Regions from separate parts of the Homo sapiens genome. Here all the other regions are linked to region 4. A link is an interaction called in ENCODE POLR2A ChIA-PET data of the cell type or tissue named here. Cell type or tissue: MCF 10A. All regions are shown on one strand. Region 1 overlaps SYNRG (synergin gamma). Region 2 overlaps ACACA (acetyl-CoA carboxylase alpha). Region 3 overlaps TADA2A (transcriptional adaptor 2A). Region 4 holds the start of DUSP14 (dual specificity phosphatase 14). Region 5 overlaps TADA2A (transcriptional adaptor 2A).

The links. ChIA-PET counts read pairs that join two places held together with the same protein. Peaks named below come from ENCODE experiments on the same cell type or tissue, not always from the same donor. Only the 100,000 strongest peaks of a DNase experiment are listed, where the experiment ranks them.
Region 1: POLR2A ChIA-PET joins it to region 4 with 10 read pairs; 5 of 35 experiments call an interaction of 5 or more read pairs at or near these places.
Region 2: POLR2A ChIA-PET joins it to region 4 with 12 read pairs; 7 of 35 experiments call an interaction of 5 or more read pairs at or near these places.
Region 3: POLR2A ChIA-PET joins it to region 4 with 13 read pairs; 12 of 35 experiments call an interaction of 5 or more read pairs at or near these places.
Region 5: POLR2A ChIA-PET joins it to region 4 with 13 read pairs; 17 of 35 experiments call an interaction of 5 or more read pairs at or near these places.

Annotation. Positions count from the first base shown.
Region 1 is chr17:37,549,715-37,553,714 of GRCh38, forward strand. SYNRG (synergin gamma) reads right to left here. Exons shown (of 22, transcript NM_007247.6): 14 at 3,401-4,000. Among named protein-coding and RNA genes, the nearest start is that of SYNRG, 58 kb to the right of the region's middle. In MCF 10A, no CTCF peak of the experiment used is centred here; a DNase peak (open chromatin) is centred at 2,267.
Region 2 is chr17:37,356,773-37,360,772 of GRCh38, forward strand. The region is part of intron 1 of ACACA (acetyl-CoA carboxylase alpha); the gene reads right to left. Among named protein-coding and RNA genes, the nearest start is that of C17orf78, 17 kb to the right of the region's middle. In MCF 10A, a CTCF peak has its summit at 2,675; DNase peaks (open chromatin) are centred at 1,829 and 2,499.
Region 3 is chr17:37,428,188-37,432,187 of GRCh38, forward strand. The region is part of intron 4 of TADA2A (transcriptional adaptor 2A); the gene reads left to right. Among named protein-coding and RNA genes, the nearest start is that of TADA2A, 23 kb to the left of the region's middle. In MCF 10A, no CTCF peak of the experiment used is centred here; DNase peaks (open chromatin) are centred at 1,994 and 2,334.
Region 4 is chr17:37,487,220-37,491,219 of GRCh38, forward strand. DUSP14 (dual specificity phosphatase 14) reads left to right here and starts at 2,672. Exons shown (of 3, transcript NM_007026.4): 1 at 2,672-2,739. RefSeq lists an enhancer at 3,772-4,000. In MCF 10A, a CTCF peak has its summit at 2,990 (motif pointing left); DNase peaks (open chromatin) are centred at 1,152, 1,762, 2,542 and 3,142.
Region 5 is chr17:37,408,533-37,412,532 of GRCh38, forward strand. TADA2A (transcriptional adaptor 2A) reads left to right here. Exons shown (of 16, transcript NM_001166105.3): 2 at 2,737-2,858. The coding sequence starts at 2,834. Among named protein-coding and RNA genes, the nearest start is that of TADA2A, 3.6 kb to the left of the region's middle. RefSeq lists an enhancer at 1-170. In MCF 10A, no CTCF peak of the experiment used is centred here; no DNase peak of the experiment used is centred here.

The DNA of each region.
Region 1 (4,000 bases), 62 kb after region 4:
TGAGTAGCTGGGACTACAGGAGCCCACCACCGTGCCCGGCTAATTTTTGTATTTTTTGGTAAAGATGGGGTTTTGCCATGTTGCCTAGGCTGGTCATGAACTACTAGCCTCAAGCAATCCACCCACCTTGGCCTCCCAAAGTGCTGGTACTACAGGTGTGAGCCACCGTGCCCGGATGAGTACCCAATTTCAAACTCAAATCAAATTCCATCCTCAAGACTTCCTGCTATTAATACAGAACACTTTCCATTATGCAGATTATCAATTTAAATACAGTTTACATTTACTGTGCTCAGAAGTCCATTTCAATATTATTTGATGATATATATCTAATAACTAGTTATTACATAACTAGATAGTTATAGTTAACTCTTTCCACAACACTCAACTCTTAGGTCTTTTTCCCCACCTTCCCCTTCTCTTCTCTTCAATGTAATGCCTAGTAGAGACAGATTCTCTACAATAAAATATGATCAGTTTCTTCAAGAGAAGAAACTGCAATAAATGTTCTTTCTCCCTATCATGTAAAGTAGTGTAAGGTTTATTCTTATTTAAGTTTAATTTTCTATTTCAATCCAATGCCATGTTAAAAACTTACATTAATGGAATTATAAGAAACAAAGGCTAAAATGTACCAATACTTTCTCAGGAGACAAGTGTTTGACGAAACAAAACAAAAGGGGAAAACCCTCTAGTCTTAGGATACTATTGCTTTAAACTTGGTATCAGCCAGGTATTTCTTTGGTCTAACCCTGAAAAAGTACAAATTACACACATCCCCACACTTTCAAAATATGCCAAAGAATTATTTATTAACACAAGACTTACAGATCACAAAAGAGAGTGATACAGAAGAGCTGGAAAAGAAGTCATCAGAATAAGCATGCAGATCAGTATTTGCAGAGGAATATACTAAAGTAAATTTGAAGGCACATTCACACAGAAAATGTCTAAATTGAAAAAAAGACATCAGAAAAGCAGCCAAAAAAAAAAAAAGGTGCTAATTAAAATACAAAGATTTTCAATGTCAAAGAAGAGCTACTTTACAGATAGGTAGGTAGGTAGCTACAGAAGTCTTGCTAACCCTTTGAAAATGTCACAGATGAGGGTCAGCTCTTGCTGCCAATAAAACCATATGATTTTAATGACTGCACGTCAAGATGCTTCAGTGCCGCAGATTAAATTTAGTCAGGGGGAAAAAACAGCCTAGTTGAAATTATATGCAGCAAGGCCTCAAAGGGTTAAATGTAATAATACGCAGAGAAATCAGGCAATGTTATCAGTATTATCTACCTTCCATACAAATGATTATAGCAAGAGTTAAAAGAGACAGTATCCCCTTCAGAGTTAAGTTAGGGCTTCTAAACAGGATTAAGGTCCGCAGATAGCAATCTACCAGGTTTTATTCTCTCTTCATCAGCTCACTTCTTATTTCTCCAACAAGAAGTACCTTTAACCCTCAAACTAAGAGAGCAAGAGATACTGTGGTGAACATGAGGATAAAATAAAACTACATTACTTTGAATAAGTCCTTGCCATTTACCCTCTACAATACATTGATGCAGCAATTTTGCACAACAGCAATATAGCGCATTGGTCAGACATCAACCCCTTTTAACAACCGCTCTAAAGGGATACTGCTCCTTTCTGACAGGAGGTTTACAGATCAATGGGAGGAAACAATCTGCTTTTAAGAATATCCTCCAACTGAAGAGTTAGCTTGAACATTACAGGCTCCAAGCTGAGGATGTTCCAAACATACATAAAAGAACATGAGCACAGAAGATTATTTTAACAGGTCAGTAAGAACAAGCTTGGTCAAAAAAACCAACCTCCAAATAAAATGGGGGAAAAAAAAAGACACCCCAAACCCGGATTAGCCTCATTTCATAAAGACATCTACCTTGGCACTGTGAAAGAATATAGATTCACTTTCAGAAAAATAGTTTCTAATTAATAACTTCAGAGTCCAAAAGGCTAGTATACATGTTATGAGATTTTTAAATAAAAATCCAATATTGTTCAGAAAACAGAGCACTTTGCAACCAACTGCTGTGGTTCAAGCAGCTCATAAAAAAAAAAAACCAACAAAACAAAACCCACAATCACTCTATCAAACAAACAGCAGCAAAAAAATAAGAAAATTTCTGAGGAAAAGTACAAAAAAAAAAAAAAAGACAGAAAGTAGACAGTCAAGGGCACAGGAGCTCTTCAGACCGCCCACTGCATTTGAAAAATACCTTAGCAAGTAGCAACATGAAACATGCAATGTCTCTGCTAACTTGCTCCTGATTCAGCAGCCTGTTTAGCAATACCTACAACATTTCCATAACCAAAGGATGGATGCAATTTTGTTTTCCGACTTGCCAATTTGACATATGCAAAAGCTATAGGACTTTACAATTTCTGCCTGAATCTGTAAACTTGGAAGTGTCTCACGTGTCCCCCCTAGTTAGACAAAACCAAATCCTTCATATGCATAATACATTTTCTAGAATAATACAGTGATACTGAGATATTTCTCATTATTAAAAGGCCACAAAATAGGTTTATCTTTCTATATACATATCAAAAAACAAAACAAAAGAAAAACCAGGACACTTGGGAATCTAGTTTTTATGACAGAAGTTGAACTAGAGAGTAAATTGCTACATGTAAATCTACACAGAATTTAAAGAGGGCTCCCTAATAAGATGTTTTCAAACATTTTATCAGAAAGTTAGCAGTTACCCTATCCTAGCATCTACAGATTTGTTACAACTTAATATTTCCAGTAATAGAGTTAACACTGAAAACAGCTCCTGGATTCCACTGACAACACACACCCTCCTCTTTGCCAGGCCCTGACATACAGAACATTCATATATAAACTCTTTCCCTCTTCTTCTCTTAAAAGGATGTGGCAAACTGCACTACAAGTGGTTAGAAATTTTTACTTTCTTGACCTAACAAGAGTTAATTTCTGTAAATCAAACAGAATACTATACTGGCAGTTGCTGTGTATACCCAAGAGAAGAAAAAAGGAGAGGGAAACACTGATTTTACTCACAGAAATGAAGGAACACTGCCGGCACTGCAAAGGTCTTTATCAAATTTCTGGCAATGTGAGGTTCACTTAGCAGTGACTTTTTATGTGCCTCTAACACCAAGCTGGTGCTAGATTTCAAAAATAAAAATATCTTAGCTACCCAATCTAAGTTCCACAGTAGCCATAGTATCCATATCAAGTATCCATAGAATCAAATTTAACACTGCTTTAAGGAGACTGGCAATAAAGAGGTTGATTATTAGAGATTCATAAAGCTAAAGGGCCAGAGCCTTACTCATGTAAATCAACACCCGCAGAATCATCTTTGAAATCTACAACACCATCACCAGAGCAATCTCACCAATTCCTCACCTGCAGCAGGAGGATGCTGGCCACTAACTGTTGGTAAATCCAAAGAGCTATCAGACATGACATGCTTAAGATCTCCTCCCACATCAGCCAATTTCATGTCAAACTGAACAGAGAGTGCATCTTCAGAGTCCTCCTTGCCAACACTGCTGCCACCAATGGAAGGGAGATCTAAGGACTTCACTGATGCAGAGTCTTCTTTGGTGTGTCTGAAAGCCACTGCTTTCTCTCCCAGGGATTTGTCCGAGTTTATGGAAGAAAATTTACTGGAGTGGAAGTCAGCAAAATCATCATCACTTTTTCCTGAAGGAGTGTTATCTTTCAGGTCTTCAACACCTAGTCCAGACCCTTCCAGAGAAAGTTGTCTGAAGACATCGTACTTGGTAGACGCAGCAGTCGAGTTTTGTCCACCCTTCACTGTGCTGCCCACGTTGCTGGTTAGAGGAACAGGACTGGCTTCCTCTTTAAGGGCATCATATTTGTCATCCGGCTTTTGCTCAGATGAAATAGAGCTATTACTGAAAGCCATAAAATCTGCAAAGTCATCCTGCTCCCCAACAGGTGCTAGACCAGAATATTCCCCAAAAAGGCTGAATTCTCCAA
Region 2 (4,000 bases), 130 kb before region 4:
AAATACTAATTTCTAATGCATTATTCCACAGTTTGTATTTTAATTTACTTCTTTCCTCAACTAAGACTATTAGGATATTAGCCATCCAATTAAAGGAAAAAAAGATTTTAAAGAAAGAAAAACACTAGCCCTAAACCTGTTAAACCAGTCCACGTGACAGGTATAAAAATTTTCCTAGTCATTGACTGCAAAGGAAATAATGTTACATAGTGATCTACACCTGAACCTGTTCACAGCACTTTAGAGAGGTCAACATCAGATGAGAGAGCGTTCTCTGAGGCTGGCTTTCACAATACCAGGTCTTCAGCATTACCTAGTTTTTGAACTATAAATTCACTAAGATAAATGCCACCATTTCCCAAGACTTCCTTTTTAAAAAGCAATTTAATCTTATGCTTGATGTATTTCTATTATGCACTGGTAAATCAAAACAAAACAAGCCTGGCGTGGTGGCTCATGCCTATAATCCCAGCACTTTGGGAGGCCGAGGAGGGTGGATCACCTGAGGTCAGGAGTTGGAGACCAGCCTGGCCAACATGGTGAAACCCTGTCTCTACCGAAAATACAAAAATTAGCCAGGCGTAGTGGCGCACGCGTGTAATCCCAGCTACTCGGGAGGCTGAGGCATGAGAATCTCTTGAAACCAGGAGACGAAGGTTGCAGTGAGCCAAGATCGCACCATTGCACTCCAGTCTGGGTGACAGAGCAAGACTCCATCTCAAACAAACAAACAAAACAACAACAACAAAATTCTACAACACTAGTAAACACAGATGGCTTCATAAATTAATACTTTACCTTTGGCATCTTTCATATGCCCACTTTAAAATGTTTAATATTCTTGGGTTCACATCAGTCCTCCTGTTATGCATTCAGTTTTACTGAGAAATGAAGAAACTGAGGCAAGAGAAGTGGGAAAAAACTTGCTATTTGTAGCAAGCAGGCATCTATCTGGACAGGTAAACTGTGGTCCTGCTCTATTAGGCCACAATGCTTTTCTGAAAAGTGCCTGTCAAATAAGCACCACAGAAATCCTTCTCATCACAGACATCCAGGGCATCCCCCTCAAGAAGGGACAAATATGAGTATTCTTCCCTGCTGAGTGAGAAAAGACCATGTAACCAAAGAAAGCATGCTTCTCAATCTATACTACCGAATTGGGAGGGAAAAAATGAATGGAAAGAGAGAGAAAATCCAAGGAAATAAACTTCTGAGACTGAAGATGTGGTTATTAGGTTTATCCACACATTAGGAAATTACTGAAACATCGCTTAAGTAGAAACAGAATCAGGAAGGCCTAGGGTCTTTTTTTTTATTCCAGTCTTAAACCTCCAAACAAAAATATCTGAAATTAAACTATTTCTCCTGAGCAGTTATATTCTTAAATGTCTCTATAGAACCCACAAGGCCTACACGAAGTCCCTGATTTTTAGAGGTGATTTCAAGTGTCCATTAGTGTCCACTCTCCCACTCTCAAATCCAAAATAATGTTGGCCCCGATCCGGGCAGGACCTTCACGCACATTTTCCTGTGAAATCATTAGCTTCACATCAGCTTCCTACGTCCTATTTCCAGTAACTTCCCTTGATCAGCATGGCAAACGAGGAGAGTAACAAAAGGCATGTACATTTACTATGTCCCTCGCAGAGAACATAATAAAATCCTGGGAACAGGAACTGGCAGATACAACCTGCCTGGCCCTGGCTCTCGCCACGATACAAAGGCACGGAGAGAGCAAGTGAGGTCTGCACCCCACACCTCACTCTGCAAGAGAGAAAGGACTTTCAATGCAATCAGACCCAACCCGCAACGCCCCCTTCCCACGTGGTCTTCTCCCTCTCCCGAGCCCAGAATCGGATTGGAGAGGGGTCTGGAAGGAATCAGACCACGCTGGAGCTGGGCAAGAGGGGTGGCGGGCGAGCTCCAGGCAGAAACTCCAGCCCCCCTTCCTAGAGGAGCCCTGAACTGTACGCCTCCCAGTTCCGGGATCTGAATCCCCACCTCCCGAGACCCCAGACCTCTCCATGTCTCTAGGGAGGGGACCTCAAGGCCTCAGAGCTGCGGGAAGGGCTGGGCTGCCCCGCACCCGATCTGGATAGTGTGGAGCCCAGGCCGCGTGCGGGTGAGCGGAGGCTGGGAGGCGGCCCCCTGCCTGCCGCCGCCCCTCCCTTGGCCCCAGTTTCTCCAGGTCCCCGGTCACAGGTTCTGGGCCGGCCCTCACCTCACCTCAGGGTGGCAACGTGTGCGGTCGGGCGATTCCGGAGCCCCTGCGTGGAGGAACTGCTGGGCGGGAGGAGACGCCGGCGGCTCGGGCGATGGCTGACAGGCGTGCAGCACCAGGCCGGCCCGGCACACGGAGAAGGGGCGGGGCTTCAGGGGCCTGACCCGCCCCCGCCCCGCCCCTGTCTCCCACCTCAGCCGGCGAGCTCCATGAGGTGACTACGTCCGGGGTTACTCCAGGCCGTTCACCTCCGACCCCGCTCCGGGCTGCGGCGCTGCCAGGGCCGCCGGGGGGCGAGGCGCGGGCCCGAGGGCTCAGCGGCAGCCAATGGGAGGGCGGCGCGGGGCGGAGCGATGTGAGGCGATGCCGATGGTCCGAGCGCGGATCTGCCATTCGGGGCCCAGCGGCTAGAGGGCGGGCGGGCCGCGGGCGGGCCGCGGGCGGGCCCTGGGCAGTCGTGGCGCCCCTGGCCCGGCCTTCGCGGCCCCTTCTGCCACAGCCGGGTACGGGGCCAACCCCTCGGCTCCTCCTCCTGGCGGAGAGGGGAGTGGGGGAAGCGGTCCCGCATGCGCCTCGCATCAGGGACAGAGGCGTCCCAAGTGAGGGGCCAGGACTAGCCGGCCTGTAGAGGCGGGGAAAGGGAACCCAGAATTAAGGCGGGCTAGAATGGGGCAGGCGGTGTGCGGGCCCGTTTGTCTGTTTAATCCTAACACATTAACAAGGGGTGGGCAATCGCGTCCACTACCTGTCCTCATCACGCTGGCTGGTTTCCAAGTCTGGGCGAGCTAAGTAACCCCATGCTGGAACTCCATAACCAGCCCCCCGTTTCGCTCCTCAGCCCCGAGACAGCCCACTCCAAAGGTGTTATACATGCTGGATCCTGGCGTGTTGAGGAGAAGCCTCAGTAAACGAAGCTCAGTAAGAAGGGGAATGTACCAAAGAACCACCGTCTTCTGCCTGCCCTGAGCAAAATAGTTGCCACAGCGTTCCAGACTTTTCGGATTGGAGAATGCTTCCCGTCCTCCACTGTGGGCACGCCGAGCCTTTGAGAGGAAGCCAGTCGGTGTCTCTAGTTTTGCCAGTTACTTCATAGCAAGACTTTCATGGTAGCTGTGTGTTGAAAATTAATAATAACTGGAAGGGGTCCCAACACAATACAAACATTGCGTAGGGAAGAAACTTGGAGAAAATTGCACTTGAGAAGAACAGGGTGAACTCAGCCCTTCCAAGGAGGAATTTAATGAAGCATGCAGCGCACCTTCTTAATGCTTACAAACTTGTGAGGAAGGCCAGGAGAGGTGCAGAGGATGACAGTTTGGTAGGAAGAAGTTCCACGCCAGAGAGTAAAAAGTGAATAGGATAGAAATACATGCCCAGGTAAGAAGTTCTTGGCGGAAGCTGAGGCAGAAAGAGGGAAAGATTGGTCAACAAGGAACAATATTTATCTAGGAGCCCTCATAATCCCACTAAGTGGGGCTTCCCTAAGAATTTATCAACCCATTTTTAAAATAATAGGGTCAAGCACAGTGGCACGTACCTGGACTGTAGTCCCACCTACTCAGAAGGCTGAGGTGGGTGGATGGCTTGAGGCGAGGAGTTCAAGTCTATATGTAGTGTACTGTGCCTGCGCCTGTGAATAGCCACTGCACCCCAGCACTGGCAACGTAAAAAGACCCCATCTCTAAATAAATAAGTTAATTAAATAACAGGGATTGGAAGCAGAGAACTTAGGAAAGATGTGGACTTTACAGAACAGGGATTCATATTTCACAATAATTA
Region 3 (4,000 bases), 59 kb before region 4:
CTTAAGACAACACAAATTTGTCTCACAGTTCTGTGGATCAGAAGATCATTAGGCTCAGCTGGTTTGCTCCAGGTTCCATAAGGCTGAAATGAAGATGTTGGCCAGCCTGGGCTCTCACCTGGAGGCCCTGGGGTAGAATCCACTTCTAGGTTCTTTCAGGTTGTTGGCAGAATTCACTGCCTTAAGGTTTTAGGAAGGATGCCACTGTTTTGATCAGGGCATGTTCTCCGTTTCCACAGGCTGTCTGCATTCCCTGGCTCTGGGCCCCCTTTCTCCATCCTCAAAGCCAGGAGCACAGGAAGTCCTTGAGGTTGTTGATGAAATCCAGGGAATCTCTATGACCTCTCCTATTGCCTTATCTTTCCTGTGCTGAATCTTTATGAGTGATTCTTCTGCTTTCCTCTTCTACTTTGAGACAGGGTCTCACTCTATCACCCAGGCTAAAGAGCAGTGGCACAATCACAGCTCACTGTAACCTCGACCTCCCAGGCTTAAGCTATCCTATCTCAGCCACCTGACTAGCTGGGACTATAGGCACAAGCCACCATGCCTGGCTAATTTAAAAATTTTTTTTGTAGGCCAGGCTTGGTGGCTCATGCCTGTAATCCCAGCACTTTGGGAGGCCGAGGCGGGTGGATCACAAGGTCAGGAGATCGAGACCATCCTGGCTAACATGGTGAAACCCCATCTCTACTAAAAACACAAAAAATTAGCCAGGTGTGGTGGTGGGCGCCTGTAGTCCCAGCTACTCGGGAGGTTGAGGCGGGAGAATGATGTGAACCCGGGAGGCAGAGCTTGTATTGAGCCAAGATTGTGCCACTGCACTCCAGCCTGGGCAACAGAGTGAGACTCCGTCTCAAAAAAAAAAAAAAAAGAAAAAGAAAAATTTTGTAGACAGGGGTCTAGGGGCCTTTCTATGTTATTCAGGCGTCTAGGGGTCTTTCTGTGTTATTCAGGCTGGTCTCAAACTCCTGGGCTCAAGTGATCCTCCCACCTCAACCCTCAACCTCCTAAAGTGCTGGGATTACAGGTGTGAGCCACCACAGCAGGCACCTCAACTATGTATAAGGACTCATGTGGATTACATTGGGCCTATCAGGGTAATCCAGGATAGTCTCTCTACTTTAAGGTCAGCTGATTAGTAACCTTTATTCCATCTGTAAAGTCCTTTCCCAGCAGTACCTCGCTAGTGTTTGATGGACTAGTCAGAAGACAGGAATCTTAGGATGAGGGGAACATCTTTATTTTTATTTTATTTATTTATTGAAAAAAAAAATAGAGACAGGGTTTCTCCATGTTGCCCAGGCAGGTCTCGAACTCAGGGGTTCAAGTTATCCTTCCACCTAGGCCTCCCAAAGTGCTGGAATTATAGACATGAGCCACCATGCCCAGCCAGAGAACATCTTTAGAATTGGGCCTCCTACAGCACTGCAGTATATTTACTTCAGTCTCTTAAAAGTTTAGAAAGGGTGAATCAGCATCTCTGAGCCTGACTATTGGTGGAGTCCTATTAAAATGAGTTTCTGGGCTTATAATATTCAGGGTCAGATTCTAGGCCACAATGAATTAATCAAAGAACCAGTTAGAGTTCTTGGGAGCCAACTAACTAGCCTTCCTCTATCCATCTCTAAACAATTTCAGTCTTTTAATGGCTTCAGTAATTGTAAGACTTGGAATAAATTTTTTCCCCCTTTAAATGCAAAAATGAAGGGTTAGGAGACTGTTCAAAGTAGCTGTGGATTTGAGTTAATTTCACCAAGGTTATCAGGTCTTCAGAAAGCTGGTTTATTTTTCCCAAATTAATGCGAGAATACCTAGAGCCAGAATACAAATTTATTCATTCACATTGTGAAATAACTCCTTAAGGGATAATTCAGTATAGCTTGGGTAGGTTGGTAGTCATGCTTATTCACTGTAGGAAAGCTGACCATGAGCTTTCTTTAGCTATTCTGGCATCATGTCTTCTTCATAATGCTGAAAGCACTGACTAAGTTTCACTCCACATCACTTCATTCTGATTACATCATCCTTTTCTCACGTATTCAACACCCATACAATCACATTTCAGAGTACTGTCCTTTACTTTGGGGAGCTTTTGGGGGTTACTAATACTTCCTTTTTGTGGCCCATCTTATTTATTCCCAGTGAATCTTTCCTTCTATAGGCATGATGACCAAATTTTAGCTTTCTACACAAAACTTGATTTTTTTGCCTCAGATAACTTTAAATGGTTTTCAGTACTTTTGTCATGTCACAGAGCTGTATTTTTGGGAGTTACTCATGCTGTGGTAGGTGGTGTGTTAACCAGGATTTCTGAATTCTATGCCTATTTTTGTCTTGTAATTCTTAGAACTTTGAACAAGTCAAGGCAGCTCTTTCTGCCACACCCTTTTATACCAGTGATTCTTAAACTTCAGTACATAAGAACTGCCTGGGAGCTTCTTATAAATGTAGATTTCTAGACTCTTCTGTGAGAGATTGTGGTTCAGAAGTGCTGAGGTTTGGTCCAGGAGTTGAATAATATTAATTCAACTTTTTGTAAAACTGCCTTGTGCCTTCTTTGGTGTGTCTGTGATGTAGAAAGTTTTTATTGTTTATCTCACAGTAAAGTTGGTTGAGAAACAATTAATATTCTAAAATACAGTTTTACAAATGACAGTCTCTTCAACTAATGTGTGTGTTGTCATATTTACATGTCTTTTGGTACTTGCTGAATTGAGAGTGATTATGAATTTAGTATAGATATAGACTCTGAAATTTCTCTGTTGGATTTCATAATACCTCATGTGCTAGATATATTCGTAGTACGTGCTCAGATGAAAATGTGTTGCTTATTGGTAGTGTAATCTCACAAATCATGACTTTTTTTTTGTCATTAACAAAAGGTATAACAAGTTCTAAGTGCCTGTGTAATCTGAAGACCTCCTGTGTGGTCTTCAGATTATTTTTTTTTTACTTGTTATTATAGAAAAGTTCAGATATACACAAGAGAGAATGATGTTTGGTTATCTATTGCTATGTAACAGCTACCTCAAAACCTCATGCTTAAAAATGACCATTTTATTATCTCCCACAGTTTTGTGGGTCAGGCATTCAGATTAGGCACAGTGAGGGTGGCTCTTGGCTCCACATGATGTACTTAGGCTGAAAGTCCCAAGAGGGTTATGAATTTAGTATAGGCATAGACTCCAAAATTTCTCTCTTGGATCTCATAATACATCATGTGCTAGGCATATTCATAGTACGTGCTCAGATGAAAATGTGGTTGTCATTGTAACCAACTACTACATAATGGTAATAAATTTCCGTTTACCCATCACTAACTCTTAAAATTATTGACTCGTGGCCAATCTTACTTTATCTAAACCATCACCTTTTCTTTTATCTTTTCTTTTTTTTTTTTTTGAGACAGAGTCTTGCCCTGTCGCCCAGGCTGGAGTCCAGTGGGTTGATTTCGGCTCACTGCAACCTCCGACTCCTGGGTCCAAGCGATTCTCCCGCCTCAGCCTCCTGAGTAGCTCAGATTACAGGCACACACCACCGTGCCCGGCTAATTTTTGTAGAGACAGGGTTTCACCATGTTGTCCAGGCTGGTCTTGAACTCCTGACCTCAGGTGATCTGCCCACCTCGGCCACCCAAAGTGCTGGGATGACAAGCGTGAGCTACTGCACCCAGCCTAAACCATCACCTTTCTAGATTATTTTGAAGCAAGTATCCTAGACAGTATATCATTTCATCTTTCAGTATTTCATTAGGTCTCTACGTAATTCTAGTCACTTTTCACATTCCCCGTCATTTCATAAAGGCTTAATATCTAAAACCCTGCTGCCTTTTTTACCCTTGAAACAATCACTGTTCTGATTTTTTTTTTTATCAGCGTAGATTGGTTTTGCATATTCTAGAACTGCATATATATGGAATCATACTGTATGTACACTTCTGTTGTTTCTGGTTTCTTTCACTCAGCTTTTTTATTTATTTATTTATTTTTTTTTTGTG
Region 4 (4,000 bases):
GCGCAGTGGCTCATGCCTCTAATCCCAGCACTATGGGAGGCTGAGGTGGGAGGATTGTTTGAGCTTAGGAGTTCGAGACCAGGCTGGGCAACATATTATTTAAAGAGACTAGGTCTCTTTAGTAATAACAAGGCCAGGTGCGGTGGCTCACGTCTATAACCTCAGGGGGCATCACCTGAGGTCGGGAGTTCAAGACCAGCCTGACCAACGTAGAGAAACCCTGTCTCTACTAAAAACACAAAATTAGCCAGGCGTGGTGGTGCGTGCCTGTAATCCCAGCTACTCGGGAGGCTGAGGCAGGAGAATCACTTGAACCCGGGAGGCGGAGGTTGCGCTGGGCCGAGATCGTGCCATTGCACTCCAGCCCAGGCAACAAGAGCGAAACTCCGTCCCCCCCAAAATAATAAAAACTAATTAGCCAGGCGTGGTGGCGTGCCTGTAGTCCCAGCTACTTGGGAAGCTGAAGTGGGAGGACCACCTGAGCCCGGGAAGTGGAGGCTTCAGTGAGCCATGATTGCACCACTGCACTCCATCCTGAAGCCTATCTTAAAAAAAAAAGAAGAAAAAGTGACACCTATAAAAAAACTCACATACTTATAGTCCAGAAATGTGCTGTCCAGTAAGGTAGCCACTAGCCACATGTGGCTATCTAAATTTACTAAAATAAAATTTTAAATTCACTTCCTTAGTTACACTAGCCATATTTCGTGTTCAGTAGCAACATGAGGCTAGTGGCTACTGTACTGGAGAGTGGAGATACAGAACATGTCCATCATCACACAAAGTTCTACTGGACAGTGCTGGTCCAGAAGAGAATAACTTCAAATTGCATTTTTGGTACAGGCATGTATAAGCCCGCACTTCCACATTCTGTAAAGGCATAAACCGCCTCCCTACCCCAGGGCATGTCTGTACAGTCATTAAATGGTCTGACTCCAGCACTTCTTTCTACTTAATCTCTAAATCTCTAAATCTTGACACGCACATCGCACACAACACAAACTCTATTTTAGCCCACCTCCCTCTTCACTGACTCTTCATGGTAGGTTTAGTTCCCATAATCCATGAAAATGCCTAGCTCCTTGTCACTAGAGCTTGTTTTGGAAACCTGCCTACAGTGTAACAAGCTGGAATGTGAAGAGGGATGCATCTATTTGTGTTGCTGAGTCATTGAATTGACTGAAGCTTCAAGGACTAGGGGGTGCTGAGCAGAAATGAAAACACACAATCCTTTCTGTTAGAGATTTGCTCTTTTCGTATTGGCATGTAAACAAGTAAGTCACTAAGTGAACTGACGTCACAATTTAGTTTTAGGAAGATGCTTTTCCCAGGCACGATTTGAACTCAGTGGTTTCCTGAATCTAGCAAAGTATGCTGCTTTGTTTTCTCTTAGATTAATTTTGCCTAATTTTAAAGCTTTGATTCTCTTTTTACGAAGACGAAAATAAATCTCTCTAGTCTGGGCCTTTTTCGTTTCCCAGGATTATGATTAAAATTATCACTAACTTTTAGATAGTCCAGCACGCACCGGATGACTCTGAAGCCGGTTGGGCAGTGGAGATCGGGAAGAACATGAAAAAGCTTCAAAGCTTTTGGTTGAGGACATCGGGAGATGTAAACCCCAAACGCGGGTTTTACTTCTCCCCTCCACCCCTCCCCGCAAACCCATGCCTACTCGTTTTGACTGCTCAGCAATTCTGAGGCCAACCATTTGCAACGGCGAGGAGCAGGGGCTGGTGAGTCAAGGACTGGGCATGGAGTCAGGACTCTTAGGTGCCTTGACTCACGGCAGAGCCTTGAGGAAGTCGCTTTGCCTCCCACGTGTCTCCCTTCACCTGCCAGAGGCGGAGGGGAGGCGGGGCTGTGCTGGAAAACGTCCGTTTCGCACCGACTTATGTTACAGATGGGCAGACCTGAATTTTAAAAGACCCTCAGAGTCACACAGCAAATGAGCCCTCAAATGCCCGTGTCCCGCCTGCGCTCCGGAGAACCCCTGCCCTGCCTCGGGGACTCGGGAGGTGGGTGTGGGCTCCGAGACTCGGACGGCACCTTGGCGTGGCGAGAGCAGGTGGAGATGCGCACGGAGGTTGCATGTTCACCTCCGGGTCTCGGGCGCCACGGCTGCCCGTACCTGTTCCAGCAAGCGTCAGCCAGGAACTGCCGCGCTACTGATTTTCCCTTCGCTCTTGGGTCCCAACCCCCGGGCTCTCCGGGCTAGGGAGGCGGTGGGGTGGGGTCGAGGCCGTCCCGAGCCACCCGCGGCGGCTTCACACCTGTATCGGATTTGCTTTCTCGCCTTTAATCCTCTCCAATCCCGAAAGCACCCCAGCAGAGCGCCCCCGCAGCCCGCCTCGAGCCCGGCTCATACGCAGACGCTGACTGGGGAAGCGAGGGGTCGCCGGTGTGTGAGGCAGGGTAAGAGACCAGGGGACCTGCACGGAGGAGCGCTCTAGGGGAGGCTGCTGCCTCGGGAGCTAGGGCGCGCCCGGACCACACCGCACGGCGCAGAAGCCCAGCGCGCACGCGCGCCGCCTGCCGCCCCGCGCGTCCCCCCGCCCCGCGTCGCGTCCCCCCACCTCGGGAGAGGGCGGCCAGGCGCAGGGAGCGTGCGCGCGGCCCGCCCCGGGCGCGGGCGGAGGGAGGAGGAGGCGGCGCGCGCGGCGCCCAGCCCGCAGAAGCCGGTGGCCGCGCAGGAGGACGGAGCCCTAACCGCAACCCGCTCCGCGCCGCGCCGCGCCGGTAGGGGACCCGCAGGCCCGGGGGTGGGGGTTGTGGGGAAGGTGTTGGGGTGGGGCGGGAGGGCGGGACTTCGCGCTTCGGGTCCCTGGGCGCAGGGGGACCCAGAGGCCCGCGCGACCCCGCCTCTGGAAACTTTGTGCCGGCGCCCCCACCTGCTCCCTGGCGGTCCTTGACTCTTCGGGGCGGCCCGCGGAGGAGAGGCCCGAGACCTTCCGCAGCGCACCCTCGCCGGCCCTGAGCGTGCGCCCCCTGCCGCTCCCCCGCCGCGCCGCGCCGCCCCCGCGACCCTGTCCCTGTGCCCCGGGGCTCCAGCAGCCTCGGCCGCGCCTCCTCCGTCGCCTTCCGACCCCGCTGAGGCCGCCTACTCTCGCTGGCATCCACCCGCTCTGGAGCGCGCCGCCGCTTTTTGCATCTCCCCGAGGTTTCTGGTGCATGGATAGAAGCAACTTGACTTTCAGCGATGCCAAGTGTCCAACTTGAGTCTTTCTCTGCGGTGGTAGATGGGTGTGCGCGGTGCTAACATCTGTCTTTTTATTTCTCCTAAGTACCCTTGCTCCGGAGCGAAGTTGAGTTGTTGTTTGTAAAGAGGGGGTGCGTGCTGTGGCCGCCTTAAGTGGATTGTATAACTGTATTTTATTTAGGTGGATGTTGCCAGTGGTACCAGCCAGTGTTATGGTAACTGGGCATCCCAGAGGCTAGGGAAGGAGGAGCGACTTACAAATGCAGTTTTACCATGCAGAGATTTTTTTTTTTTAAAACCACCTTGTACTTTCTATCCAGCAGGACCTCCGGACATTTAGTGTGTGTTAACTCGTTAGCTGTTCATTATCGTTTTATAAGAGAGGGGGGTGGAGAGCGTTACCATCCCGTTTTACAGATGTAAAAACGGAGGCGAAGAGCAAACTCCGGGTATCCTTAGTAACCTTAAAAGAATAGGGACCAAGAGATTTAACCCAGAGTCTCCTGGAATTCCTAGTCCCTAAGGCCACTCAGAAGTATGATGGAATGTTGGACCGTCCTCCCTGACATTCTACAGATCACTTAAGAGTCAGAGAGGCCGAGGCCAGCCGGCAGCTCCATGCCTGAGACTCAGCTCTGCCACAAAGTTAAGTAACACTGGACAAGTCACAGTTTCTCTCCGCTCATTTCCTTCCTGCTCTCTAAAACCAGGGGAACAAAGGTGCTGTATTCTTTGCAGAGTTGTGCGTGTGTCTGGAAGCTCCACTCCCTTGAGCTGCGATTTGGTTATTGTTAGTTGTTG
Region 5 (4,000 bases), 79 kb before region 4:
GAGCCACTGCGTCCAGCCTTGACATCTGTATTTGAAATGACACAGCTATCCCTTGTAAGACACTGCGCAAGTAACATACTCTTTCAGAGCTTGCTTGCTTTTGAAAAAGCAGCTTGCCCCAAAAGTGTGGGAGTGAGGATTCAAAGAATCCCCACACCTTGGTACCCACGGGTACCTAGCAAATTGAAAAAGTTCAGTAAATTTGGCAGTTATTTGATTGCTGCGTTCGTAATACACCCTTGCTAGACTCATTTTTCTTCAGAGCTCAACTTTTCCTGAGAGGACAGCAAAGGGAGACCTACCCCACCCCAAAAAGGGAAAGTTCTTTGATGGCAGCGTTAGCAGAAATGTTGCCCACACTTAGTGATGAATTATTCTCCAAGCTAAAAATTACCAGGGTGAAAAAAATCACTTCAGAAAAGCTAAAGATAAATTAACCTTTTGTAGAATTAACATTTATTAGTCCACTACTATGTGTTTATTGTATTCCTCCTGTATGCTTGGCATTTTAAAAGCATACAGATAGGTATCCGATATAGTCTCTGCTTTCACTTATTTATTATTTATTTTTGAGACAGGATCTTGCACTGTCGCCCAGGCTGGAGTGCAGTGGCACAATCTCGGCTCACTGCAACCTCCACCTGCCTGGTTCAAGCAACTCTCATGCCTCAGCCTCCCGAGTAGCTGGGATTATAGGCGCCCGCCACCACGCCAAGCAAATTTTTTTGTATTTTTGGTAGAGACGGGGTTCTCACTATGTTGCCCAGGCTGGTCTGAAACTCCTGACCTCTGGAGATTCATCTGCCTCAGTCTCCCAAAGTGCTGGAGTTACAGACATGAGCTACCACACCCAGCCTGCTTTCACTTAATTTAGAAGTGGGGGAAAATAGACATTCAGAAGTAATACTCACAAAGTAGAATGTGAAAAATGCCAGATAAAAAGCTGTGAGTGGGCCGGGTGCGGTGGCTCATGCCTGTAATCCCAGCACTTGGGGAGGCTGAGGTGGGCAGATCGCCTGAGGTCAGGAGTTCGAGACCAGCCTGGCCAACATGGTGAAACCCCGTCTCTACTAAAAATACAAAAATTAGCCAGGCCTGGTGGCCCGCGCCTGTAATCCCAGCTAATTGGGAGGCTGAGGCAGGAGACTCGCTTGAACCCGGGAGGCGGAAGTTGCAGTGAGCTGAGATCGTGCCATTGCATTCCAGCCTAGGCAACGAGAGCGAGACTTAGTCTCAAAAAAAAACAAAAACAAAAACAAAAAGCTGTGAGTGTACAGAAGAAGGATTATTTTTTGACTTAGTGTAAAATATTATTTTATTTCTGCTTCAAAGAAGATACTTTGGGCCAGGCATGGTGGCTCACACTTGTAATCCCAGCACTCCAGCACTTTTGGAGGCCGAGGTGGGCGGATCACTTGAGGCCAAGAGTTCGAGACCAGCCTGGCCAACATGGTGAAACCCTGTCTCTCCTAAAAATACAAAACAATTAGCCAGGTATGGTGGTGGCACATGCTTGTAATCCCAGCTTCTCAGGAGGCTGAGGCACAAGACACAAGAATCAAAAATGAGAACCAAATGGAGAATGAGAATCCCTTGAACCTGGGAGGCAGAGGTTGCAATGAGTACTCCAGCCTGGGCAACAGAGCCAGACTGTGTCTCCAAAAAAAAAAGAAAAAGAGACTTAGTCTGTCCTCCAAGCTGGAGTGCAGTGGTGGCTCACTGCATCCTCGACCTCCTAGGCCCAAGCGTTCCACCTCATCCTCCTGAGTAGCTGGAACCATAAGCATGGGCCACTGTACCCGGCTAACTTTTTTTTTTTTTTTTTAAGAGATGGGGTCTCCCTATGTTGCCCAGGCTGGTCTTGAACTCCTGGGTCCCAGTAATCCTCCCACGTCAGCCTCCCAGAGTGCTGGGATTACAGGCATGAGCCACTGTGCCTGGCCCTGTTACGTACTTGTTGAAAGAGTGAGGAACAAATGTATGTTGTAATAGATAGGATTTTTTGGTTTCCAGTTACAGAAACTCGTTCAGTCTTATGATTAAAGTTGAGTTTATTAAAGTTTATTAAAGAGAGAGAAATGAGAGAAGAGTTAAACAGTTGAGCCACCTGGGGCTAGGGATTTCAACAGCCAGAGCACATGGACTGAATTCTTTGAATGAATTCTAGTGAATAACTAAGCTCCAACTGCCTTCTGTCCTTTCATGTCTTACTCAAGATCCAGATTTCTGGAAGAAGAGACCTGGTTGCTTTAGCTTTTGTCAGGGGTGGGGAATGGGGTATTGTGATTGGCAGCCCCACCAGTATCACATGAAATGTGGGAGGGTCAGTTTCCCAAATAAAGATGGCAGCTAAGGAGAGAAATGATGCTGAGTAGAGAAAGCCAACAGTTGTTTATTAGAAATATGTAGCATTTGCCCCTGCCACCCTCAGTGCCCCATAGACCCAGATCCTTCCTCATAAAAAAGAAAAATATGTAGCATTTATAGAGGACCAGGTACCATGCTACATTACTTATATGGATTATGATATTTGATTATAACATTTAATTCTCACAACTTTGGAAGGTAGGCACTGTTATACCCACTACAGAGGAAGAAACAGGTTTTCAGAGGTGGAATAATTTTTCAACATTACAAAGCTAAGATGTGGCAGAGCTGAGTATGTTGCATATCTTCTCTTTATCTTGTCCCTTTGAATGATTTTCTGATCCATGTGCCACTTTTGTTTGTTCCTAGGGAGTCATCAAGCTTTGGTGTATGTGTTGGCCGGTTCTGAAGTCTTGAAGAAGCTCTGCTGAGGAAGACCAAAGCAGCACTCGTTGCCAATTAGGGAATGGACCGTTTGGGTTCCTTTAGCAGTAAGTACAGTGGGAACAAGTCTCAGGTGACTTATTATTATTTTTTTTTTGAGATGGACTCTCCCTCTGTTGCCCAGGCTGGGGTACAGTGGCATGATGTTGGCTCACTGCAACTTCTGCCTCCCGGCTTTAAACGGTTCTCCTGCCTCAGCCGCCTGAGTAGCTAGGACTACAGGCGCGCACCACCACACACAGCTAATTTTTTTTATTTTTATTTTTAGTAGAGATAGGGTTTTACCATGTTGGCCAGACTGGTCTTGAACTCCCGACCTCAGGTGATCCACCCACCTCGGCCTCCCAAAGTGCTGGGATTACAGGTGTGAGCCACCACTCCCGGCCTTCAGGTGACTATTAATAGCAAACTAGAGTGGAAGTTGATCAAGGAAGAAAAATAAACGATGAAGTTAGGCAATAAAGCCCTTTGACTCTGATTCTAAGGGAATTATGAGTATCAAAATAAAATCAATTAATACATATTGATTACCCATTGAACACATGACACAAACATATGACCCTGGGTCTTACAAGAAAATGAAGCAGCCGGGCGTGGTGGCTCACGCCTGTAATCCCAGCACTTTGGGAGGCCGAGGCAGGCAGATCACGAGATCAGGAGATGGAGACCATCCTGGCTAACACAGTGAAATCCCGTCTCCAGTAAAAAATAAAAAAAATTAGCCAGGCATGGTGGCAGGCGCCTGTAGTCCCAGCTACTTGGGAGGCTGAGGCAGGAGAATGGCATGAACCCGGGAGGCGGAGCTTGCAGTGAGCTGAGATTGTGCCACTGCACTCCAGCTTGGGCGACAGAGTGAGACTCTGTCTCAAAAAAAGAAAAAAAAAAAAAAAAGAAAATGAGGCTGAGATGGACCAGGCATATTCTGATTAACCTGTAGTTAAACCTAGAAAAGCCATGGGATTTCTGTTTAGACCAATAACATGTTTCAGGCACCTTGATAAGAAATGTGTCAGTGGTAAGATAAAGGAAAGATCATCCCACCTCCCCCTTGATGTGGAACTTGTTTCTAAGAGTAAACCACGGTAGAATAATTTAGAGAATTATGGGGTATGTATGAAGTAAATTCAAGTAGCCATAACTATGGATAAAAAAATTATACTGGCCAGGTGCCATGGCTCACGCCTGTAAT